Regions from separate parts of the Homo sapiens genome. Here region 2 is linked to region 1. The links are chromatin contacts, found by Hi-C or POLR2A ChIA-PET in ENCODE. All regions are on one chromosome and are shown on one strand. Each heading gives the region's core, a stretch centred on a gene start or an enhancer-like site at or near the end of the contact. The rest is flanking DNA. Distances are from core to core; before and after follow the strand shown. Region 1 holds the start of RPL5 (ribosomal protein L5). Region 2 overlaps TGFBR3 (transforming growth factor beta receptor 3).

Region 1 (2,529 bases), core at 1-2,500:
GTAAACAGACAACTGTCACTTGTAGAATCCCAGGTTTCACAAGCAACTAGGGTCAAGAATCTTTTTCCTCTACCTTCCATGTCACAGACTAGTAGTTTCATAAAACAATAAAAATGAATCCTTAGAGAAATATGGAATAAAAGAAACATACAAAATGCAGGCCCCAATTTATTACATTTAACAGGTATAAAATTATTGTTATATTGCTTTCAAAAGGTTTTAAACGCTTTCAATTTCCATATTTGTTTCTTCAAGGACCAGCACCGGTAATTGTGCCAAACTTTTGCGAAGCACTGCTCCAGACAGCAATCAGTGATGCCAAACGTCGGTTTGTTCGGAACACGCTATGTCCCACTTCGAAAACCTAGCCTCAAATAACAACTACGTACCTCTCTCGCTTCCCATGTTATGTTTTTCAAAAGCCTAAATTACCTGCCACAAAGCTTAACTGGGCAAGAGCACATTCAGCAGTAATTCCCCCACTAAAACAGCACTGTTCCCCATCAGCTAAAGCAACATTTCATCCCACCCTTGGGGCCCTACCCCAATAATTAAAAACTCATCCGGCGACGGACTCTAGAGGAAGAGGCAGGAGGCACGTATTCCATGTTAAAGGAGCTTCCGGGGCCCAGGGACCCCTCGGCCTCCAAGCTCCACTGACAATTTTGGCTTAAAAGCCACTTGCTCAGCCCACGGGCACAAGCTTCCTAAATCTAAGACTTGCCGGCTCCGACATTCTCCTGGAAAACCCACGAAGTACTCGGTACTCGGAGGTCGAGTGGGACCCGAGGACCTGCAGCCCCCCTCCATTCTGGCGTTCCCCAGCTAGGCTGAGGTCGACTGCTTGCGACCTCTCACGCCCGGCCGCTTGCCAGCGCCCCCTCACACTAGACGGCAGTATCCGCACTCAGGCTGTCTACTAAACTCACCCTTCTCCCCAATCCGCCGTCCAAGCTCACGCAACCCTTCTTCGCCAACCCCTCCCCCCAAGTTCGCGCACCGGGCGGCAGCCATTTAAGGCCACGCTGGGAACTGCACCTCGACCAAGTCAGAGCTAGCAATCTAACGCCATCCGGCCCCTGCGACGCGCGAGACGGGCCCTAGGCTGGCATACGGGCAAGAAAAGGGAACCTCCATGCATCTAAAGCCCCGAGACCGAGGCATCCACTCACCATCCTGCGGAACAGAGACCGGCGTCCGCTGCTCGACAGAGACCTGCAGGCCCAGCGGCGCTAGGGGGTGGGAAAAGGGCCACAGCCCTTGCGCAGGCGCAGTATGTAGCGCGGACGGTCACGCCAGTGACGTGTGAAAGAGAGAGGGCGTCGGCCACAAGGCGTTTTACGTTCCGCCCCCTGCTGGAAGGAGGGTGAATGCCTGCCCAAGCTCTCCAGGTTCCAATGCTCGGGGTATCTCACAGGATCCGTGCGGTGAGGAGGAGCAGGGAGGATTACTGGAGCCTTTCGCTTTCTTTGCTACAGCGTTTTGTTTTGTTTTGTTTTGTTTTGTTTTGTTTTGTTTTGTTTTGTTTTGTTCATAACGCATTTTGCTTTTCTAAGCAGGAAAAAAAAAAAAAATTAAATAGGACAAGTTTGCTTGGGAGCCCTCTTGCCTTCTCTGGGCTACTCATTCTGGTCCAAGAGCATATGGACCCACCCTCCCATCTCACCCCCAGGAAGCCTTCCCTGAGAGCCCCAAGCCTGGGATAGGGGCCACTCCTCTGCCTTCCTACAGCAGCTTTCTACTGGCTTCAGCCCACCACAGACTGTCAACTTTTCGAGGTGGGCCCTGATGTCCACCTCTGACTCTCCAGCACCTAGCAGGGTATCAGCTGCTCACCGTTAGAGCTGGGAGAAGGGACGGCCAACCAGGATGACAGGGTTAAGTGACTCCAAAACACTGCCACTAGAATAAATCAGGATTAGGATGCCAATTACTTCTGATTCCAACTTGTAATTCCTTATATAATAGGAAAAATAAACAGAGTTCGCTATGGCCGATGTCAACAGAGCTCTAGAGGAGAAAACTTAAAACACTTTTCACAGGAAGTGTGATTCTACTTTTGTGGAGCCACCTTTGAAAGGGTAAAGAAAGAGGTATTCAATTCGTATTTATAGAAAATATTTAAAAACCTTCATTTTGGTGGATTATCAAGTTATTAGCCTACCAAAGGTGCTCCATGTCTTGGTCAGGCCCTGCTTACACTGGAGGCAAAAGCATCAGGAAGGAAAGTCTGCCTGGAAACAGGCCGACTCCTAACTTCTGCATGTTTTAGGGCAAGGGTTCATAGGAAGACCCACATACTATTCATCTGAATATTTAGAAGTTGTGGGCCGGGCACGGTAGCTCAGGCCAGGTGCGGTGGGTCACGCCTGTAATCCCAGCGCTTTGGGAGGCCGAGGCAGGCGGATCGCGAGGTCAAGAGATCGAGACCATCCTGGACAACATGGTGAAACCCCATCTCTGCTAAAAATACAAAAACCAGCCGGGCATGGTGGCACGCACCTGTAGTCCCAGCTACTCGGGAGACTG
Region 2 (2,529 bases), core at 19-2,518, 1.1 Mb after region 1:
TTTTTTAATCTTGCTTTATTTGTATTCCAAACTTGAGCATTCTCTCCTGCAAGGTCTGTAGACTTGGAGCCCTAGGACAAGCAGACGTTTTCAAGATGAGACCCTAGTGCCTGGCTTTTAATAACCTAAAATACCTAGTCCAGAGGCCTTGGCCAGCTTACTTATGTCAGGCTTAGTCACTTTGCATGCTCATAAGGAAAAAAGGGTATCTAAGATTAGAAGTTTCAAGAAATAAGCAGCTTCTTCCAACCTCATTCACTCTCGATATTACTGTGCTGTGATCTATTTTTTTCTAGCCATTTATCATTAAAATCAGAGAGCAAATGTATGTGAATGTGTGTATGTTTGAGTGGGGGATGGGGCATAGAAGGGGATTTTGGTCTTTGAGGTACAATTGCTGGAGCTGGCATATAAAAATAGAGGATGCCCAATTAAAGTTGAATTTCAGATAAATAACAAATCATTTTGTTAGTGTGCCCATGTAGTATATGGGACATAACATATACTGAAAAAGTATTCATTGTTTACCTGAAATTCAACTTTAACTGGGTGTCCTGTACTTTATTGGGCAGCTCTACTCGGAGGTAATTCAGGTTTTTGTTTCCAGTTAACACCCTGGCCTGGGTGTTAGGAGGCCTGAGTACTAGTCTTGGCTCTGCCACTAACTAGTTATATACATCATCGGGAAAAAAAATCACTTAACTACTCAGACCTCGTTTCCTCATTTCTAAAATGAGGGGATCGTACTAGCTCATCTCTAAAGTTCCTCCCAGCTTTTAAACTCTGTGATTCTTTGATAGTACGACTGCTAGATGTTATATCCCAATTTAATTTGGAACAGAAACTGGCAAATTGAGCATTGCCTCTTCAGCAAATCCAAGTAAATATCAAGGCAGGGCAGTTGCAATAAATGACAGAAACTAAACTCTATGCTATTAGCTTTGGATTAAAAACAAATCAAAACTTAATCCTAATGAAAAATGTAAATTAATAAATTTAAAACCAGTTTTGTATTTTCAAGAAGCGGGGAGGGATGGGTGAAGAAGCTGGAGCTGCCAACATCTAGTTTATTCCTTTTACTTAAACTAGAGGCATTAAAAAAAAAAAGGTCCAAATATTTTGGGCCTCTGCCACCAAACCACAGGCAGTTCTCTGGTCTGCACTGGAGTTTGGATGACTGACAAGACTCAGTGAAAAACAAGTGCTATTTGTTTTCCTGTGCCTAGTATTTAACTGGAAATCAGAAGGCTAAATTTCCAATCAGTTGCTAAATAGCCCCAGATGTGTGCTCAGTGCAGCACTAGGAAGGGACACGCACAGCCCATACCACCGTGCATGTCCAGCTGTTACCTTTTCATGAAGCCAAGTGATGTGTAACTGAGGGTTGTAGTGTCTGTCCAAAAACGCCCTAAGAATAACTCAGACATTCAAGTTTGCTTGTGGAGAAGGGAACTTTTTTTAAAAAAAATTCTGTATTCTATTGTGTTACATTTAAAAATCTGGAAATAATTTTTTTCTTTGCTAATTTCCTTCTTTCCCTTCTTTGGCAGTTCCCCCACCCCCATGTTTAGAAAAAAACACAGAATTAGCATACCGGGTATGATGGTTTATGTATGTGCTTGTTCATTCATCCAACACACAGTTTTTAGTGCCTGACTGTGAACTGTGCTAGCTGTGGAGGATCTAGGGAAAACTGGGGTGAATTGCCTGTCGTCAGGGAGCTTCCCATTGTGTGGGAGAGCTGATTGAAAAATTGGGAATTGCAGTTTAGTGTGCTAAGTACTATTACGCTAAATAATAGTGAAAATTGGAGAAGATGAGAATAGTAGAAATTGGAGAAAATGAGAATTCTCTTCTTCCAAATGCAATCAAGGCAGCTTCCTGCATGAGGTTGGCTCTGGAGAACAGCATGTGGCAAATGGGTCAAGGTTGCAGACACAAACACAGCTCTTGGCTCGGCCAGAAGCATTACCCCTGTATTCCAGGGACCCGGATATACCAGTTTGTGTTTTGCAGTGAGGTCTTTCCCCAGATAAATTCTCTCTTGAAGGGAGATTAAATAACTAAATGTTTCAAGATTGCTGGTGGTTCTTCTTCTTTTTTTAAATGTCTCTTGTGGAATGACTCATTGTGTCCTGTGGGATATTCCAAGTGGTTGTGTACCATGCATTTTTATTCCGGAGTCTGCTCATCTGTTGGTTTTGTGGCTTGTCCTTAAGGGCCTTAATTATATGGGTCTTGATCCTCTCATGAACTAGGGTCAGTCAACTACCCTAGTTCAAACAAGTCATTCCTGTTTCCTAGGAATAGGAGTTTTTGGCCCTATTGTGGCCATTGAGCTCTTCCTAAATGTCACTATGGCAATTAGAACATTGGAAAGAGCCCAGTTTCAACTGGTAAACCTGGTCCAGAAGGGGTTTTTGAAAGACTCCCTGGGATTTATTCTAACTTGCTAGGTTAAGGCTGGTGAATGTTGTGAGTGAGTGAATGGCCCGTGGCCCCTGGGAGATTTGCCTGGGTGTATTTTTC

Evidence for each region. A loop is a pair of places that touch in the nucleus more often than their neighbours do. ChIA-PET counts read pairs that join two places held with the same protein, here RNA polymerase II (POLR2A). Pooled maps may share reads with other maps.
Region 2: a pooled map shows a loop between it and region 1 (2.1-fold over the local background). The contact joins the enhancer-like site here to the promoter of RPL5 in region 1. A Hi-C loop is called at or near these places in 2 of 50 pooled maps. POLR2A ChIA-PET finds 5 or more read pairs at or near these places in 2 of 52 experiments (A673 and naive thymus-derived CD8-positive, alpha-beta T cell).

What each region holds. Positions count from the first base shown.
Region 1 is chr1:92,830,761-92,833,289 of GRCh38, reverse strand. RPL5 (ribosomal protein L5) reads right to left here and starts at 1,250. Exons shown (of 8, transcript NM_000969.5): 1 at 1,173-1,250. The coding sequence starts at 1,175. It also overlaps a transcript of DIPK1A not described here. RefSeq lists enhancers at 172-809, 962-1,281, 810-1,448, 1,452-1,501.
Region 2 is chr1:91,750,201-91,752,729 of GRCh38, reverse strand. All of the region lies in intron 4 of TGFBR3 (transforming growth factor beta receptor 3), which reads left to right. Among named protein-coding and RNA genes, the nearest start is that of TGFBR3, 130 kb to the left of the region's middle. Within about 2 kb of position 1,268, at least 14 of the 41 ENCODE cell types and tissues checked have a DNase peak (open chromatin) inside an H3K27ac peak, as active enhancers do.